Regions from separate parts of the Homo sapiens genome. Here region 1 is linked to region 2. A link is an interaction called in ENCODE POLR2A ChIA-PET data of the cell type or tissue named here. Cell type or tissue: A673. All regions are shown on one strand. Each heading gives the region's core, and the rest is flanking DNA. Links, peaks and the distances in the headings are about the cores only.

The links. ChIA-PET counts read pairs that join two places held together with the same protein. Peaks named below come from ENCODE experiments on the same cell type or tissue, not always from the same donor. Only the 100,000 strongest peaks of a DNase experiment are listed, where the experiment ranks them.
Region 1: POLR2A ChIA-PET joins it to region 2 with 6 read pairs; 4 of 35 experiments call an interaction of 5 or more read pairs at or near these places.

What each region holds. Positions count from the first base shown.
Region 1 is chr14:69,373,868-69,391,099 of GRCh38, forward strand. It overlaps ERH (ERH mRNA splicing and mitosis factor), which reads right to left. Exons shown (of 4, transcript NM_004450.3): 3 at 13,096-13,216; 4 at 6,261-6,773. The coding sequence ends at 6,671. It also overlaps a transcript of GALNT16 not described here. Among named protein-coding and RNA genes, the nearest start is that of ERH, 16 kb to the right of the region's middle. In A673, for the core only: no CTCF peak of the experiment used is centred there; no DNase peak of the experiment used is centred there.
Region 2 is chr14:69,135,911-69,139,910 of GRCh38, forward strand. All of the region lies in intron 1 of DCAF5 (DDB1 and CUL4 associated factor 5), which reads right to left. Among named protein-coding and RNA genes, the nearest start is that of DCAF5, 15 kb to the right of the region's middle. RefSeq lists a silencer at 2,042-2,336. In A673, for the core only: no CTCF peak of the experiment used is centred there; a DNase peak (open chromatin) is centred at 2,441; H3K27ac peaks cover 891 bases.

The DNA of each region.
Region 1 (17,232 bases), core at 10,919-14,918, 250 kb after region 2:
CCTCCTGGGCTTAAGCAATCCTCCCACCTCAGCCTCCTGCATAGCTGGGACTACAGGTATATGCCACCACACCCAGCTAATTTTTGCATTTTTTGTAGAGATGAGGTTTTGCCACGTTGCCCAGGCTGGTCTCAAATTCCTGAGCTCAAGTGATCTGCCCGCCTCAGCCTCCCAATGTGCTGGGATTACAGGCGTGAGCCACTGTGCCTGGCCCTCCTCTAAGGTATCACTGAAATTCCCCTCAGACCATCATCTAGCTTCTTTCAACTTCTCCATCTTTCAAGTGCCCTCATGATTTCAGCCTCTCAGCCCCTCCTATCTCCTAGCCCATCATTCACTTGCCTTAATGTCTAGCCTAGAGTGTGAGTAGTCTTTCAGTGTTATGCTTGTTACTTACTTATGATTCCTTGTCCACTTAACACTCCCCCAGCACTCCCTCCCATAAAAATGTTATACTGCTTCATGTACTAAAGTTTATGCTCTTCTCTATCCCTACTGCCTAAGATCATTCTTGTTCATCTTTGTTGCCATTTATGTGCCTTGTTCTGTTTAGTCAGATTCTATCACTATTTACTGTTCACCTACTATATACCAGGCATTTTCCTATGCTACCTCATGAAAAGCAGTATGTGTAGGATGTCTTGCTAGTCAAAGTGTGGTTACCTGGAAGTTTGTTAAAATTGTAGACTGTGAGTCCACCACAGACCAACCAAATAAAAATCTGCTCAAGATACTCAGGTGTGCAACATTTTGAACAGTAGTGGTATATTGCACATTGGAATATCCCGAGGTTTTTAATTCATGTATTTTGAAGTTCTGTCACTGAGTGATGTGTTAGTCTATTTTCTGTTGCTGTAACAAAATACTTACTGGGTAATTTATAAACAATAGGAACTTATTTGGCTCACAGTTCTGGAGCCTGGAAGTCCAAGAGCATGGCACTGGCACCTTGCAAGGGCCTTCATGTCATCCCATGGTGGAAGGCAGAAAGCAAGAAAGAGAGCAAGAAAGAGAGCAGGGGGACTGAACTCACTTTTATGACAAGACCACTCATGATAACTAACTCACTCCTGCGGAAATGACATTAATTTATTCATAAGGCTCATACCCTCATGACCCAATCAACTCTTATTAGGCCTTACTTCCAACACTGTTGAATTTGGGATTAAGTTTCCAACACATAAACTTTGGGAGACACATGCAAACGACAGCAGGTGCACGTATTTTTAGGATTGTTATGTCTCTTGATGAAGCTACACTTTTATCATTACAAAGCATCCCCCTTCATCCCTGGTAATATTCCTTGTTATGAAGTCTCCTTGCCTTATATTAAGTATGGCCACTCCTGCTTCTAATGCTTAGTGTTTGCATGACATACTTTCCGCATCCTTTTCACTTTTATTGTATCTGTGTCTTAACATGTAAAGTGGATTTCTTATAGACCACATATAGTGGTGTCTTGCTTCATGATCCAGTCTGACAATCCGAGTCTTTTCATTGAAATGTTTAGACCATTTACATTTAATGAAATTATTAATGACTGGGTCTAAATTTACCATATTGCTGTTTGTTATCTATTTTCCCACCTATTCTTTGTTCTGGGGTCCTGGCACACAGTAAAACAAAAGCCTCCACAACAAAAGCCTGTAGATGAAGGTGGGAGTTAACATTACCATGGCAACTCCTCCAACCGCAGGTTTCCACATTATCCTGATATCCTATCTTCTTTTGGATTCTTTTTTTTTAAAGTGATTTCTCTAGGGTTTACAAATAGAGATCTTTATTTTATTGTGAGACAAGTTCTCACTCTGTTACCCATGCTGGAGTGCAATCATAGCTCACTGAAGCCGTGAACTTCTGGGCCTGAGTGATCCTCTTGCCTCAGTCTCCTGAGTAGTTAGGACTACAGGCACATGCCACCACATCTGGCTAATGTTTAAATTTTTATTTCGTAGAGACAGGGTCTTGCTATGTTGCTCAACTGCAGTCTAGAATTCCTGGCATCAAGTGATCCTCCTGCCTTGGCCTCCCAAAGTGCTGAGATTATTGGCATTAGCCACCATGCTTGGCCCTCAAATAGACATCTTTAACTTTTCAGTCTACCGTCGACGTTAAAAAACATTTCAACCATGTATTCCATTTCCCCCTATTGTCCTTTACACTATTGTTGTCATACTTTTTATTTTTGAGATACTGTCTCACTCTGCTATCCAGGCTGGAGTACAGTGACGTGATCATAGCTCACTGCAGCCTCCAACTCTTGGGCTCATTTGATCCTCCTGCCTTGGCCTCCCAAAGTGCTGGGATTACAGGTGTGAGCCACCACACCTGGCCTAAGATCCATTTTTAAACTTTGCTATGGTAAATCCATAGTAGCCTTAATTTAAGGGACCACTGGTCTTATTACAAATTTTAACACTTTTGGAGGCTTCAGTGAATCCCTTAGTTGGTGACACAGGACTCTAGTGGTCAGATTATGTTTCCTCACCCTGTATGAGCTCTGAGAATTGTTCTTCTGACTCCCCATTCTATGCCCAGCCTCCTTTCCTCCAAGATAGTAATTCATTTTACTCATTTAATGAGTTAAGACCATTTAACACAAACTCTTTCAACTTTCCATGTCACTTTTTCTTCTGAGGTTAATCATTCCATCAGTATCCTGTTTAGTAATACATTGCACCATTATGTTTCCTCAGGAACAGAGCTAGAAAGTTAACCCAAGGTAACCACTTAGGGCCATGCTTCTCATAAGCAATCTGGTCTAGTAATACATTGCACCATTATGTAATACACTGACTCATGGTCAACTTGGGTTAACATTGTAGCTCTGTTCCTGAGGAAACACAATGGTGCAATGTATTACTAGACAAGACTGCTTATGAGAAACATGGCCCTTATGTGATAAATTACACCTAGACTGGGAGAAACAATGAATACCTGATGGGAAGACATGGCCTTGTGTTTCTCTGAATACAATGACTTGTAAATGCGGCATGCTCCTTGCAGGGACCTAGAAACTATGTCCATGAAGCTATTACAAGAGTTAGTGGCTCTTGTTGTACATGAAGCTTCTAAGTTGGGGTAGCTCTTGCACTTACCTAAGTCTTATCTCTTGCATCTGAGCTACTGTGTGTTTCCGTGTGTTCGGAGGATAATTCTTGGATGGCTGTGTGAACTGCCATGAGGAATACTCCCGTGGAAGAGAAACACTTGATGATGCTGGGCTGGCAAGCTGTTTTCTGTGTCCCCTGTGCTTTTGATTAAATTGGTGCCAAGTAAGACCTCTTCAGGTCTTGTGAATCCAAATATTTGATTGAGTCTAAAAAGGTCCCTTTGACAAGAATTAGAGGTCCATTATTTAGCACAGCTATTCATATTATGGGGCTCCCCTTCAAGGTCTTTGAGGTTAAAACCTTGTCTTTTTCATCTAGCAAAATTTTGGTATTGCTTTGTGATCTGGTGAATCACTTAGGCAATCTAAATTTTTATTTTTATTTTTACCATTAATAGAGATATAATTATTTCCTATCTCAAAGGGTTGCTGTGATGATAAATATGTAGAAATATTTCCTAGGCAGTAAAATGCTATGTCTAAGTGGCAATACTAGTATCATTATGCTAACATATAAATTAATATTTCTTCCAAAAGTATCCTTAGGTTGGGTGCAGTGGTTTATGCCTGTAATCCCAACACTTTGGGAGGCCAAGGCAGGTGGATCACTTGAGTCCAGGATCTCAAGACCAGCCTGGGCAACATAAGGAGACCTCATCTCTACAAAAAATAATTTAAACAATTAGCTGGCCATGGTGGTGTGCACCTGTAATCCCAGCTACACAGGAGGCTAAGGTGGATCACCTGAGCCTGGGAGATTGAGGCTGCAGTGAGGCATGATTGCACCACTGCACTACAGCCTGGGTGATAGAGTGAGACTGTCTCAAAAAAAAAAAAAAAAAAAAAAAAAAAAAAAGAACATGAACATAAAAGTATCCTTACAAATATAGTAACATTAATCAATTTATGTATCAATCCTGATTTTCATTCCAACCTTCAAATGATTAGTTAAAACAATTTGATAAAGGAAGACCATCCTGATGTAAAGTTGACAATCATACTGAGAAAACTACCCTGTCCTCTCTCCCCCAACCCAGCCTGGTCTGCTTTTAGGACAGTACAAAATTATTTGCTCATCCCTTAAGTCCCTCTCTTGCTGAAAGTAAAACAGTTCACTACTACTTCTGTCCCAACAATGGGAGTTAAGACACATAACCTGTTTGAGCATTTAGTAAGTTGCTGGAAATATATTAAGCCAGAGAACTGGAAGGGAAGTGAGATCGTTGAACTCTTTTTATACTCCTGGGACCTCTTAAATCAAGCACTACAGGACAGAAATGGCCATTATCAAGAAATATTTTAGAAATTCTCAGGTATATAAATTTAGATTATAAATCTGGATTAGAGAATCGGAAATTGTATAATCTGTCTGGGAGGTTTCACCTTTATGTAGCAGTATAAAATATCACTTAATAAGCGGAAATCAAACCTGTTTTACTTGTGGTTGGGGAAAGGCCAATCAACCAACACTCTAAATCTCTAACACAAGGACAGTGGTTGTACCTAGGCCAAACCACAGAAACTTTCATTGCACATTTCACCTTCACAAAAAGGCTACTTTAGGCTCTTTTTCTGTGTATTATGGGACATAGACAAATGTTTCTTTGTATTTATTCCAGTTCTAGTCTTCCTTAAGCTTTTAATGATTCCAAACACTGCTCCCCTTCTTTTTGTTCTCATCACTCAACATCTAGAACCCAGATACTTTCTCACATTCCTTTCTCATATTTTCCTCTGTAAGCCCAACACCAGAAATGGTACTATATCTGAGAATCAAGGGAACTCATTCCCTTCAGATCTGCTCTAGAGTATTTAAAAAATAAATTAATAAATAAATAAAGCCAAAGATCCTCTATTTGTTAAAGAAATAAAACTATTTTAGCAGGACAGGCCAAATGAAAAACAGGACAATCAGATTACTTTTGGATCTATTTCTTTTTGTGTGAGATTATTTTAGCTTTATTTATTTTTTTTTTGAGACAGAGTCTCTGTCACCCAAGCTGGAGTGCAGTGGTGCAATCTCGGCTCACTCACTGCAACCTCTGTCTCCCTGGTTCAAGGGATCCTCCTGCCTCAGCCTCCTAAGTAGCTGGGATAGTACAAGCGTGTGCCACCATGCCCGGCTACTTTTTGTATTTTTAGTGGAGACAGGGTTTCACCATGCTGGTCAGGCTGGTCTTGAACTCCTGACCTCAAATAATCTGTCCACCTCAACCTCCCAAAGTGCTGGGATTATAGGCGTGAGCCACCGCACCCGGCCTATTTTAGCTTTAAAATTTGGTTGGTTTCACAGTGAAACATTAACTACAACTCTACTTAATTTTGTCAGGTACCCTAAAATTCTAATAATCTCTTGGTACAGTGATAACATTTCATTAACCAGATTATTCTATAGAAAAACTGAGCACATATGAGTATGTTCTAGGTAAAATTTTGTCTTGCATAAAACAACAAAAAAAATAGTTAAGGCCCTAATGTGCAAGTAGAGGCAGGAACAGGGGGATATTAAACCAATCATGAGCCTTCCAAAAAACTTTCAATCTTATGCTGTGTCAAGATATCACTGGCTGTTGGTAAAGTGCTAATAGCAGAATCAGAGAGTGCTCATGTACTTGCTGATTGAAAATACATGATTGACATGATTGGAAGTACACTCCAGCTTGGGTACAGAGTGAGACTGTCTCAAAAAAACAACAACAAAAAAGAGACAAGACTATCTTACACTTTTTTGTGGTTTTTCCCTTGCCCTTATAGCTTCCCTACAGTAGTGGGTAACTAGTATCCAACTGAAGGCTCTGAAAAGGGCACAAAGACCTCCTAGAAAGAGTACTTCATCTGATCAACACTAAGAAGTTCATCTGTCTGCTGCTGCTGCTGCGGACAAGCTTTATCACCAGAAAGTCATTTATAACGTTTGCGTCAATAGTAGGTACAAACCTTGGAGCTATAATTAAGATTCATTTAATTATGCTGGAAAAGTGAGGTAAAAGTGTTATTAGCTTCACAGCAAAATGTGTTGCGCACTACTTAAACTTTCTTCAAATTCTTTGTGTAGCAGCTATTGGTTTTTAAACTTAAAATGAAAAAATGCTTTGCAAGAAAATTCAATGTTCAAAGACAAAAAAAAAAAAAGCACTCAGGGAGAAAATATAACTAAAGGACATTTATTTATTTTTACCAAGACTTTATCTTGAGGACATGGCTAAACTGCATTTCCACCCCCCACCCCATCTTGAAGAAGGGTTAGTATGTGAATGTTATAAAGTAGATATGAACAGTTGAAGGACTGGAACCAACATTAAGTGACGAAGAACAACTTCCATCTAAATCATCATAAAAATGTTTAAGTAAAAAAAAAAAAAGAAAGAGAAAGAAAAAGAGGAGGTAACGGGGGTTTCCGATTGAACAAGATCCTCACATTTCATCTAATACAGTCAATCTTGGCTAGAGTATAACAAAGTGGAAACAGGATTACTATGATACAAAACTTCCACTACAGCACGCTGTACACACCTGTGTTCCAAGCCCACCCCAACCCCCCCAGTGCTTCCAACACAATTATTTCCCAGCCTGTTGGGCCTGCCGACGAAGGAGCACGTAGATCTTCTCTTTAATCCAGTCTTTGTTATAAGGCTGGTATGTCTGGGTATCAGCTCGGTAACTGAGGAGAGAAAGGGAATAAGCAAAGTCACAGTGGTCAATCACTGCCAGGTGTTTAAATCCCCAAATTATAACTGCCCAATGATGGCATAGATGTGCACATTTCCAAAAATGAACTTAATGAAAAGCTGAAAGAGCTACTTACACAGTCGTTGAATTTTAAGTGACATGAACTTTATATCACCTAGTACAATCTTATAGTGGAAAAAGAAAACATGACTTAGAATTTTTAAGTTAAATGCCCAATATGTTACATATCTACTTCTTGACAGAGTATGACCAGAAACCATGTGTTCTTCCTCCTACATAGTTTCTATTTTTATGGTTCCTTTAGTGATTAAAAAACAACAACAAAAAAATTGGCTGGGTGCAGTGGCTCATGCCTGTAATCCCAGCACTTTGGGAGGCTGAGGCGGGTGATCACTTGAGGTCAGGAGTTCAAGACTAGCCTGGCCAACATGGTGAAACCTTGTCTCTACTAAAATACAAAAATTAGCTGGGCATGGTGGTGCACGCCTGTAGTCCTGCCTACTCAGGAGGCTGAGGCAAGGGAATTGCTTCAACCGGTGGAGGATGCAGTGAGCCGAGATCGTGCCACTGCACTCCTGTGAGTGAGACTCCATCTCAAAAAAACAAAAACAACAATACTAGAACAAACTTTAGATTTGCAATGTTTATTCTGAATTAACTAAAAAACCTTTAAAAAACATGTACTGGCAACAAAGATTTCTTGCTAATTTCCTTCCCCCTGTAAAGTATTAAGGAAATCTTAAACCTATATTTTAGGATTTGCTTTTTAAAATAAATAATGCTAGAGGCCTATGGAGAAGAATTATCAGAAGATACAGTAAGCTCCAAAATATCTCTAATCAGAACGAAAAGGAGTACACAGACTAGCATTAGCAGTAAAACTCCAATGGGACTGTGAGTAGTATCTAGTAAGATGTCACAGAGTACTGGGTGTCGCTTTAAATTCTTATCTGAATTAACTCATTTTTACAACCCTGTGAGTAGGTACAATTATCCTCACTTCCCACCACCCCCACCACCGACCCCTGCTTTTTTTTGAGACAGAATCTCACTCTGTAACTCAGTCTGGAGTGCAGTGGTGCCATCTTGGCTCACTGCAACCTCTGCCACCTGGGTTCACATGATTCTCCTGCCTCAGCCTCCTGAGTAGGTAAGACTATAGGTGTGTGCCACCACGTCCAGCTAATGTTTTGTATTTTTAGTAGAGACCAGGTTTCACTATGTTGGCCAGGTTGGTCTTGAACTCCTGACCCTCAAGTGATCCAGCCGCCTCGGCCGCCCAAAGTGCTGGGATTACAGGCGTGAGCCACCGCACCTGGCCTCCTTTTTCATAAATGAGAAACCAAGGCTTTAAAAAGTGAAGCAAGTTATTAGCTAGGTAATGCTGGACTGGAGATAGATTTTAAATACTCCTGACTCCAGAGTCCTCACTGTTAATCACTAAGTTAGAAACCTAAACTACAATTTTTGGCAAGGGAAATAAATTCCAAAGTAGGAATGCTTTATACAATTAACATCATATTCTTCCTCTGAACAGTAAGGTCACAATCTGGTTTATTAAAAATGTACAAGATTCCCATTTTTAAAAATGCTTAACCAAATTTAAAAATTCTAAAATTTAATTTTTTCTGAAAACTCTTTGTCCATGCTTCCTAATTAAATAAGCTCTAAGCTAGTCTACTGCAAAATGTAGCAGAAGAGACTATAACATTTATATTAACACTGGAAAATAACTTAAAAAGGAACAAAATTTCTCACAATTATCATATCTGGGTGGGACAGGCTTTGTTTATACCATTCCCCCCAACAAAAATCACTCTGGTTTGTGAACATTAAGGAATCCATCAACTTGCATGCAATTTTCCAACTCATCAAATAGTAGGCCAGGTGCCAGTGGCTCATGCCTGTAATCCCAGCACTTTGGGAGGCTGAGGCAGGCGGGCCACAATGTCAAGAGATCAAGACCATCCTGACCAACATTGTGAAACCCCGTCTCCACCAAAAAAAAAAAATACAAAAATTAGCTGGGCGTGGTGGCGCGCACCTGTAGTCCCAGCTACTCGGGAGGCTGAGGCAGGAGAATCGCTTGAACCCTGGCGACAGTGCAAGACTCTATCTCCAAAAGAAAAAAAAAAAAAAAGCAATAATGCCTTCTTTATGGAAAGCTGTGTGTCGATGGCTGTTAACTGGCACTTGAAAATGAGACAATTAAATGTTAAATACTTTAATAAAATGCCTAGTCATTGGCACAGATGAATCTTTTAACCTATTGTTATGGTCAATGAATGTAGGTTTATATAAGAACAGAAGCTGTGGGTCTGGGCAGTGAAATCAGAAATGTCTTCAGTGATAACTTCTCTTACTGATCAGGAATACCTCTTGTCATTATAATAACTGACAGTTTAAATGTTCTTTATGTCTCTAAGCAAACAAGAAAATACTGCATAATCAAAAGGGCATTATTTTCATCTTACAAAAAGCTTATTTAAAAAACATACAGATCAGAAAACTGGAAAAATCTGACTCTGACTTTAAGTATACGAAATACAAATTTTCATGCCTACATTTTATTATTAATGCATGGTCAGTTTGCTCTGGGTTTAGTCATGTTACAAAGTAGAATCTTATTTATTCCATTTCCACCTACGCTGTTTAAAAAGAATTAATTTAAAAAAGTCCTAGGTCACTGCCATGTAAATTTAATAGAAACTATGAGCACACAACCATCTACAAACCAAAAACGGACCCAGTCTCTGGTCTGAGGAGTAACGGCCCAAATCACAGGATGTGCTGTGGCAGTGGGTTACCTCTTTGGAAACAATACCTTATTTCTCCTGAATATTCAAAGAACAAAAAGGACATAACCAAAGTCACCTGGGGAAAATAGTTTTAAATCCTAAATTTGATTCTGAAAGTTTTTCAGAGGCCAAAAAATTTTCAACATTAGAAACAAACAAATAGTTACAGGTTTTCAAGCTATGATAATTTACGGTTTTTAACACTCTGAAACTACTAAAAAACCATAAATTATCATTAACCTCTCTTCTATATTTCTGGAAATACTGTAGGTGGGAAGAATTATCTAGGTAATAATTAAAGCTTTCCCCCTATGTTGCTTTAATATAGCAAATATTGTATTAAAAATCAGTTTAGTATGCTAGATATGGTTTCTAGTTTACATTTTAAAGTCTAATGCAGCCGGGCACAGTTGCTCATGCCTGTAATATCACTCCTTGGGGAGGCTGAGGAAGGAGGATCACTTGAGCCCAGGAGTTTGAGACCAGCCTGGGTAATATAGCAAGACCCTGTCTCTAAAATTTTTTTTTTATAAAGTCTAGTACAAAGTTAGAAAAGTTATGTTATGTCATTAATGACATACTTGTATATCATTAACATGTCACTTGTAACTGTTTTACTCTGCTCAATTTTCATATTGTTGAAAAAACCTCAACACCTTTTAAATCTCCCTTGAAATTTATAATTTATCTCACACGTAGACATTAAAATTCATATCATTCTACTCCTGGCAAATTTAAGAACATGCTTGTAATTAAAAATAAAACTCTATCCTGACTTCTTCAATCTAGTTGAAAAGGGAGTTGCTGCATATCTAATAATGCTGTGCTCAGCAAGCACTTGATCCTCACAAGGAGTCTTATGAACTAGATTTGTCTGAATTTTACAAATTAGCAAACTAAAGTTTAGCAATACAAAGCTGCCTTGTCAAAGGGAGCTAGCAAATGGTAGACCCAGGATTCAAACCCAGCTATGTCTAATTCTGCCACTCCAGCTAGCTCTTAACCACAGCCTCCCAAGACAAGTAAAACATGATCCTTTGCTTCAAGTTTACTTCCCACTTACTGGGAGTAAGTATGACATCCCAAAAGCGTCAGGATTACATCCTGAATGTTTCAGTAAGGTTCTTTTATAAAACCATAAAGACAACCATTAATTTTTAATCAATGCAGAATATAGCTCTGTAATATAAATAAGGGAAATAGAAAATTATCAATAATTTTAGAAAGCTATTCCTCAAATAACAACACAAGTGACGTGCATTTATATAACCAATATTTACTCAGCACTAATTATGTACCAGAGATGCAGCAGTGAACAAACACAAAGCAACTTCTTCTTAAATTCTATCAATTAATATACACATTATTGGTAATTTCATATCCAGTGGATGATTCTGTCAACACTTAGGCCTCCCAATTCCATGAAGTCTTTTCCTCTAATGATCTCATCTCCTACCCTCTCTTGGCCAGATCCCTAGACCTTGTCATTTCCAACTACTTCAATTTCCTAATTTCAAGCATGTCATTCTCTGATCACCACTTCCTAACACTCTAATGTGAGCAATCCTTGATCCAGTGGGACCTACAATGAACTGATCTACCTCTGTTTCCAGCACCTCCTCCTACACCCCCAATTAAAGCTCATGGTCATTCAGTCGTTGCTGTTGTCCTCATATATGCCCTCAACCTTTAGCAAAATCTTTACTCTCTACCTACTCCTCACCTGTAACCATCCAGGTGAGAGAGACTAGGAAAAAAATCCCATGATCACAATGACTGATTTCACTTTAAATCACTATCAGATAGGTACTTTGGAGGACACTTAATGCATCCCTGAATTAATTGCAGTTCCCTAATTCTTTCACCTTCCTAGCTTATTTCTTACTTTTCCACAAACCTGTAACACCTGTTTCAAATGATGTCCTTGCTCCTTATCTTTCTGAGATAACTGAAGCATACAGAAGATAATTCCCCCCAGCTCCCAAATTTGCCTGTCCTCCCTTTTTTATGATTGAACTGTCCAAGAGCCAATTTGAGCTATCAGTTTCTCCTTCTCTGGTACATCATCCCATCAGCCTGCAAACTTACCATTACTTTTCCCACTTAAAAAAAAGCAATTTCTTTCTCCAGCTACAACCCCATTTTTCTGTTCTTTCAAGCAAAATTCTTTAAATAAAAAAAAGGAAAAAAAAAAAAAAAGCAAGCCTGTAATGGCCACCTATAAATCCTCTCTTTTCATTCCCTTCCATACACTGAAATCTGTAAGCATTTTACTCCTGGCACTCTACCACAACCGTTCTGGAAGTCACCAAAGACTTCCACAGTGTCAAATCCAGGGGTCAATTAAATTCTCAGTCCTCACATATCTGTCCTATCAATGATATGACACACTTCTGCATTTGGCTTCCAGGATATCATTGCTCCCTGCTCCTCCAATCTCCTAAGACACTCTCCTTCACTCATTCCTCTGCAGCCTCAAAGGCTTCCTTAATGACTTCAAACATGCTAGGCACTCCTACTTCAGGACTTCTACACTAGCTGTCCCTCATCCCCTCTGTCTGGTATGTTTTTCCTATAGATGTCTGAATGGCTTAAAGTACCATGCAACATTCATTTGAATGTTCTGAGTGATCAAAGTGAAATGGCTACAACCGGAACACAATGAAGAGGTACAGAAAACAAAACTCAAACATCCCAAGGAAATGCGTGTTTTGGAACTTTTGGGGAGACAGCATGGTGCAGCCACATTCCATGATTGGCTCCAGTGGTGATCCAGGAAGTGCCTATGAGTAAGACTTGTATATTTCTCATCACTGCTCTTTCAACTTCTAGCACAGCACCTGACATGTAATAAATATTCAAGTATCTGATGATTGAGTATTGTATCATAAGGTGCTTCCATTTTCCTCGGTTAAATGAGCTGTATTTACACTCAATTTCTGTTCGCTAATGTAAAAAAGATTAGGTAAGTCTACAGTAACACTTTATGCTCCTTGTTAGTAATTGTCAGAAGCAGATTATCAATACAAACTATAACAAATATGTTAAAAAATCTCACTCTAACATACCAAAATATACGTACTTACACAGCGTAGGATTGAAATTAAATTTCAGCTATACGCATATTTAAGTTTTTGAAATGTCATGAAAAAAAGATAATCTTAGTTTTAATCCAAAACCAATGGCTTTAAGACAAAGACTGTAAAGGAAAAAAAAAATTAGGTATAAGGAACAAAGAAGAGGCACATGGAACTTCTGAATTAGGATCCTTTCTGGATACTAACTATATCAATTAGCAAAGTTATTTTTTTCTGTGCCTTTGGCTTTATGTTGCCAATCTCTTATTTCTGTAAGAGAAATATTAATTACTATACACTATGCAAATGCAAAGATCAGTATCAGGCACATAATTAGCTCCCAATACCATAAATCACCTCAAACAGACAGAAAAGCAATAGAAAATACAAGATAAAAGACATGTTGGCTAATACTTACACCAGGCAGCTGAGGTCTGCCAGATCATCGATGAAATCAAACAACTGACTGATGTCATATGTGATAGAGGGACTGTTGGGATTCATTCTTTTCAGATGTTCTTCATACATTTTACAAACACCTAAGAAAGGATAGGAAAAAAAGCAAAATCTTACAATCGCATACACTTCTAGATATGAGCAGTGCTTATGAGCTGTGCTATATGTTGATATCATATTTACTTTAATAAAGTTGGGCTGGGGAAAAGATGATAGATTGATGGCTTTTGATTATTGCCACTAGCAAATACTTTTTTATTTTATAAATTCACCAGGTCAGGTGTAGTGGCTTACGCCTGTAATCCCAGCTCTTTGGGAGGCTGAGGCAGGAGCATCACTTGAGCCCCACAGTTTAAGACCAGCCTGCCTGGGCAACACAGGGAGACCTCATCTCTACAAAAATTAAAAAATTAGCCAGGCGTGATGGCGTGTGCTTGTGGTCCCAGCTACCTGGGAAGCTGAGGTGGGAGAATCACTTGGCTGCAGTGAGCCGTGATTGCATCACTGCACTCCAGTCTGGGCAGCTGAGAAATTCACCACAATGTTGATGTAACTATTTTGTGTCTTAATAATAAAATGATTACTTCAAACCACTGGAGCTAAGGGGCTTTAAAGACTTGCCATCTGATGGCTCAAACAAATAACACTGTGGGTCTTAACAGGTTTTTCAGTAATTCTTCCTAAAGCCACAGAGCAAAAAAAAAAAAAAAATTGGCAACAAGGAAAGAGATTATCCTAATGTATATTTAAGATCCTAGACTAGGCCGGGCACAGTGGCTCACGCCTGTAATCCCAGCACTTTGGGAGGCCAAGGCGGGCGGATCACGAGGTCAGGAGATAGAGACCATCCTGGCCAACACAGTGAAACCCTGTCTCTACTAAAAAAATACAAAAAATTAGCCAGGCATGGTGGCAGGCACCTGTAGCCCCAGCTACTCGGGAGGCTGAAGCAGGAGAATGGCATGAACCTGGGAGGTGGAGATTGCAGTGAGCCGAGATCGGCCACTGCACTCCAGCCCGGGTGACAGAGCAAGACTCTGTCTCAAACAAACAAACAAACAAAAAATCCTAGACTATGGATTCAGACAGACTTTAGTTCCAACTCTGCCCCTGTCAAACCGAGGACAAACGACGCCATTCCCTGAACCACACCTGTCAAACAGAGTTAAGAGTGCCTCTTCATAGAATTGTGAGGTTTATTTGAAATAATACACATAAAGCATTAGCACATGAACAAGGATATAAGTACTTAAATATAATAAAAAAGATAATGAGCAAAATCATTAATAGCAAGCCCACATTACTAATTATAATTAGCTATAGAGTATATTATCTATTTAGTTTTTATTCAATAATACTCTCCTTTTTTTTTTCTTTGAGATGGAGTTTTGCTCTTGTTGCCCAGGCTGGAATGCAATGATGAGATCTTGGCTCACTGCAACCTCCGCCTCCTGGGTTCAAGCGATTCTCCTGCCTCAGCCCCCCAAGTAGCTGGGATTACAGGCACCCGCCACCACACCCAGCTAACTTTTTGTATTTTTAGTAGAGACGGGGTTTTACCATGTTGGCCAGGCTGATCTTGAACTCCTGACCTCAGGTGATCAGCGTGCCTCAGCCTCCCAAAGGGCTGGGATTACAGGCTTGAGCCATCGTGCCCGGCCTGATACTCTCCTTTCTTATTCCCACAAAAGGAGAATACACCTTTTCAGTCTATTCCCGCTGTCAACTATTTTAAGACTACTATGATGAATGGCTAAGTGACATAAATGCTAGTTATCTAGAAAAAACATGTCCTATACTGTATACATAAGCCTTTTATTAGCTCCAAATTAACTTTATAAATTTCCTAATAAAAACACTATTCAACCACAGAACTATTAAACAACTATCTTAGGGCTTTTTATTGCTACTGGCATACTACATTGTGATCACAGAATATCACCCATGAGTTAATGAATGGAAAGAAAATAAAAACTAGGAAAATAAATTCGTATATGTTAAAAAGGCATTGACCCACAGTTATACTTTTTTTTTTTGAGATGGATTTTTTGCTCTTGTTGCCCAGGCTGGAGTGCATTGGCACAATCTCGGCTCACTGCAACCTCTGCCTCCCGGATTCAAGCGATTCTCTTGCCTCAGGCTCAGCCTCCCGAGTAGCTGAGATTACAGGTGTGTGCCACCACACCCGGCTAATTTTTGTATTTTTAGTAGAGACGGGGTTTTGCGATTTTGGCCAGGCTGGTCTTGAACTCTTGACCTCAGGTGATCCACCCGCGTCGGCCTCCCAAAGTGCTGGGATTACAGGCATAAGCCACCATGCCCGGCCTCCATTATACTTAATGGTTAAAGACGGGATGCTTTTCTGTTAAGATTAGGAAGAATACCAGAATATTTATTGCGCTACTTGTATTCAACATTGTACTAGAAGTTCTAGCCAGGGCAATTAGGCAAGAAAAAGAGATAACAGGCCTTCAGATTGGAAAGGAAGAAGTACAGCCATCATTATTTGCAGATGACATTATCTTACAGATATAAAATCCTAAGGAAACAATAAAAATCTATTAGAACTAAGAAATGAGTACAGCAAGGTTGCAGGATATAGGATTGGTATATGAAAATAAATTTTATTTCTATGCCTTAACAACAAGTCTGAAAATAAAATTAAGAAAACTCCATTTATAACAGCGTAAAAAAGAATAAAATTCTTAGAAATAAACGAAACAAAAGTAGTACAAAACGTGTACACCCTACACTATAAAATGTCATGGAAGGACTCTTTTCTTTCCCTTGAGACACAGTCTCATTCTGTTGCCCAGGCTGGAGTGCAGTGGCCCAATTGCAGCTCACTGCAGCCTTGACCTCTTAAGTTCAAGTGATCCTCCCAAGGATCTGTGACTACAGGTACGCGCCACCATGCCCAGCTAATTTTTGTACTTTTTGGAGAGCAGGGGTTTCATCATGTTGCCCAGGCTAGTCTCAAACTCCTGGGCTCAAGCAATCCGCTCACCTTGGCCTCCCAAAGTCCTGGGATAACAGGTGTGAGCCACCACGCCATGCAGAAAGTAAAGCCACCACACCATGCTTAATAAATGGAAAGACATCCCATGTTCATGAGTTGGAAGACCTGATGCCAATACTCCCTCAGATGATCTACGGATTCAACGCAATTCCCATAAAAATCCAAGCTGTTTTTGCAGAAACCAACAAGCTAATCCTAAGTTTGACACAGAAATGCAGGAGACCCAAGACAGCCAAAATAATCTTGAAAAAGAAAAACACTGGAGGATTCAAACTTCCTGATTTCAAAACTTACTATGAAACTACTCCAATCAAGACAATATGGTATTGGCATCAGGATAGGTATCTACATCAATGGAACAGAAATGAGAGTCCAGAAACAAACCCTCACATTTATGGTCAACTGCTTTTTGACAAGCATGCCAAAACAATTCAACAAAGAACAGTATTTTCAACAAATGATGCTAGGACAACAGGATAGTCACATGTGAAAGAATGAAGTTGGACACATCTCTACAACAGACCAGAGACTTAAAAGTAGGAGCCCAAACTATAAGACCCATAGAAAAAAATAAAGGCATTAATATTTGTGACCTTGGATAAACCAATGGTTTCTTAGATATGACACCAAAAACACAAAAATATGCAAGTTAAAGTTTATAAAAATAAAAAACTTTTGTGCTCCAAAAGACACTATTAAGAAAGTGAGAAGACACCACAAACGGGGAGAAAACCTTTATAAAACATCTATCTGATAAAGGACTAATGTCTAAAAATATACAAAGAACTCCTAAAACTTAACCATAATCACTCAATGAAAAATAGGCAGAAGATCTGGATACCTCAATAAAGATGCAGATGGCAAATAAGCACATGAAAAGATGACATTGTATGTCATTAGGGAATTGCAAATTAAAACAATAAGATACCTTAGAATGGCTAAAATCTAAATCAGTGACAACACCAAATGCTGGTAAGGATGTGGAACAGAAACTCATTCACGCTGGTGGGAATGCAAAATGGTCCTGCCACGTCTGAAGACAGTTTGGCAGTTTCTGACAAAGCTAAACATACTTGTACC
Region 2 (4,000 bases), core at 1-4,000:
GACCCAAAGTTTAAGACAGATCAATGGATTTTAATGTAACAATGTAACAGGCTACGAGAAATTATTCGATATGGTTTTATATTCTACATTGCAACTAATCTTTAAGAAACTTCTACTTGTTTTGGTACAGTATTAAGGAAGAATATACAGTTATCTAAGACATTAACATGCTCTTCCCTTTTATAAAAACTGATGTGTAAAACTTTTTTTTTTTTTTTTTTTGGATACAGGGTCCTACTCTGTCACCCAGGCTGGAGTGCAGTGGGGCAGTCATAGCTCACTGCAGCCTCAACCTCCCATGCTTAAGTGATCCTCCTACCTCAGCCTCCAGAGTAGTTGAGACTACAGGTGCACATCACCATGCCTGGCTAATTGTTTTCTTTTTTGTAGAGACAGGGTCTTGCTATGTTGCCCAAGCTGGTCTTGAACTCCTGGACTAGAGCAATCCTCCTGCCTCAGCCTCCCAAAGTGCTAGGATTACAGGCATGAGCCACAGCACCCAGCCTATAATTTTCTTTATATACTTCAGCTAAACCAATATTTTGCAAGATTAAATGTGAATGCCTTTTATTATGACAGATACACACAGATTTGAGAAAATGTAACAATGACACTCTTCTCGCTATTTTTTTTTAATTTTGGAAAATATACTGTTTTTACTATTTAATGTTTTTTCACTTATGAAAACTAATATTTTTTCAGTTTGAGAACTGTTACTTTAGGACAGTGGTTTTCAACCCAGATGATGTTTCCCCTCAGGGAAAATCACCCTTGACAATATGTGACATTTTTGGTTGTCACAACTGGAAAGATGCTAATGGCATACACTGGGTAGAGGCCAGGGATGTTCCTAAATATCCTATAGTGCACAGGACAGCTCCTCATAACAAAGACTTATCCAGCCCAAAATGTCGGTAATGTTCAGGTGGAGAAACCCTGCTTTAAAAGAATATGCAACGAAATATGAAAAAATATTAAGTTTTAAAATATTAATCTTAATATTACAAAATACCAGAGGTGGCCTACTTTCAATTATATGTTTAATGTATGTATACTAAATGTGTATCAAAAAGGCTACATGTTCCAAATATTAACAATGGTCATCCTGAATAAGTGGAATTACTTCTTTTTTCCTTTAAATATCTATTTTCCAAATTTCCTATAATTAATACATAATAGTTGTTTAAATTATGAATGGGTGGGAGGCCTATCTTGTAAGTACCATATGCTGATGACTTGTATGATTTCAACAGGCAATTTTCCATAGTAAAGTATGGAATTAGTGACACGTCAAAGAATAAAAGTTCCTCAAATAGAGCTGGGGGACACTAAAAACGGGTTCTTAGGCCCTCAAAACCAGTAAGGAAAGTTATTAAGTTAGTGGATGATGCATTGCCAGGTACTTCCAGATCACAAATTTTCTTCATCTCCAGCCTTACCTCTTCTGCCATAGAGAACTAACCTGGACAATATGCTCTCCTGATTATATCACAAATACGCTCCATCCATTCTATGAGCAATTTCTGATTATTCTTTTTTTTAGTTTTGTACATAAGAACACTGCCTGCCTGGACTTTTGCAAAATTCCTTGTATACACAAAATTAACAACATAATAAAGCTTTCTTGTCTCTTCTTTGGCAATTCTAAAAAGACTGAATCAGTGAAGGCCCTAACACTTCTAGGAATGCACACTACACCCAGCCACCCACCAGCAGATGTAAACAGAGATGTCAACCCTGAGACTAAATCAGGGGCTAGCTGCCAAACACTCAAACTTCACTTGTTTCTTGCCAGTACAGTAAGCCCCTTTGCCCATGATTTCACTTTCTAGTTTCAGTTACCATTAGTCAACCAGGGTCCGAAAATATTACAGTCAAGATATTTTGAGAGACAGAGACCACATTCACATAACTTTTATTACAGTATAATATTATAATTGTTCTACTTTATTACTATTGTTGTTAATGTATTACTGTGCCTAACTTATAAATTAAATTTTACCATAGGTATGTATACATAAGACAAAACATAGTATACATAGGGTTCAGTACCATCTGCAGTTGCAGGCATCCACTGCGGGGCTTGAAACTCATCCCCCACAGATGAGGGGGGACTACTGTATGTCTAAGGCAAAGCACACACTTGAGTCATCTGTGGCAGCAAGTGATATAAATGAGGTATCTGTGCTAAGCCATCAACATAGTCAAGACACCTATTTAAAAAAAAAAAAGGAACATAGCAATCCTCAAAGGTTCCAATTAGTCACTTAGCTTTAACTTGTAACACCAAGATACAACTGGAATTTAGATACAAGACTTGAATGGAAATTCAGCATGGGGGAAGTTGTGTAACAAGATTTTGACAGGCATCTGGATTTGCAAAGAATTCCTCCTCCTGAGTAATGTTCTTGGAAGGAAACAAAGACTTTCCAAAGTACGGAAGTATAGCTCAGCAGGCTAAGAATTAAAACTGGAGACTCAACCAGAGTGACAGTTGGCCTCCACCCTGGAAAATCTCTACCTACTCATCTGTAAAATAATAGGGCATCACCAATTTAATCAAAACCATGTTCAGGGGCAATGAAACTGCAGATACAATGTACTGGCAGAGTAAGCCACTTAGGAGTTTAACACTTTACTTGAGCAAGTCCTTTTTAAATGCAGAACCTCATGACTTTCCCTATTGAGGGAAAAGGTCAGAAGACCCAGAGTTTAATCCTGATTGTACTACTCACTAGTTGTAACCTACTGAGCAAATCATTTTACCTCTTTGCTCCTTTGTTTACTTAGATGTAAAATTAAAGACTTCTATTAGACGATCATTAGTCCTTTCCAGCAACAAAATTCTGTAATTCTACAGAGACATCAGAAGCCTAAGATCACAAATGAGAGTGGTGAAAACAGGACTCCAACCAGATCACTTAAACATTTCACAACATGAAAGACATTCTAGGGCCAGGCACAGTGGCTCATACCTGTAATCCCAGCACTCTGGGAAGTTGAGGTGGGTGGATTGTTTGAGCCCAAGAGTTCAAAGTCAGCCTGGGCAACATGGTAAGACCCCGTCTTTAGAAAAAATAAATTTAAAAAATTAGTCAGGTGTGATGGCACGTGCTTGTAGTCCCAGCTACTCCAGAGGTTGAGGTGGGAGGATCACTTGAGCCAAGGAGGCAGAGGCTGCAGTAAGCTGTGATCACACCACTGTACCCCAGCCTGGGCAACAGAGTATAATCCTGTCTCAAAAAAGGAAAGAAACAGAGAGAGAGAGAAAGAAGAAAAAAAGAAAGACAGTCTGGCCAGGTGCAGTGGTTCACACTTGTAATCCCAACACTTTGGGAGGCAGGGTGGGAAGATCGCTTGAGGCCAGGAGTTCAAGACCAGCCTGGGCAACATAGAGACCTTGTCTCTACGAAAAAATTAAAAATTAGCTGGACGTGGTGATGCACACATAGGTGTACATCACCTATGTGTCCTAGCTACTTGGGAGGCTGAGGCAGGAGGATCAATTAAGCTTAGGAGGTCGAAGCTTCAGTTAGCTATGATCATGCCACTGCACTTTAGCCTGACCCACAGAGCAAGATTCTGTCTCACAAGAAAGAAAAGAAAAAAAGAGAAAAGGAGGCTTGGGCATGGTGCCTCATATCTGTAATCCCAGTACTTTGGGAGGCTGAGGCAGGTGAATCACTTGAGGCCAGGAGTTCAAGACCAGCTTGACCAACATGGTGAGACCCCGTCTCTACTAAAAACACGAAAAAATTAGCTGGGTGTAGTGACACATGCCTACAATCCCAGCTACTCAGGAGGCTGAGGCAGGGGAATGGCTTGAACCCAGGAGGTGGCGACTGCAGTGAGTGAGATCACACCACTGCACTCCAGCCTGTTAGCACCACTGACAGAGTGAATAAGACCCTGTCTCAAAAAAAAAAAAAAGAAAGAAAAGGAGAAGGAAGGAAGGGAAGGAGGGAGGAAGGGAGGGAAAGGGAAAGAAAGGAGAAAGAAA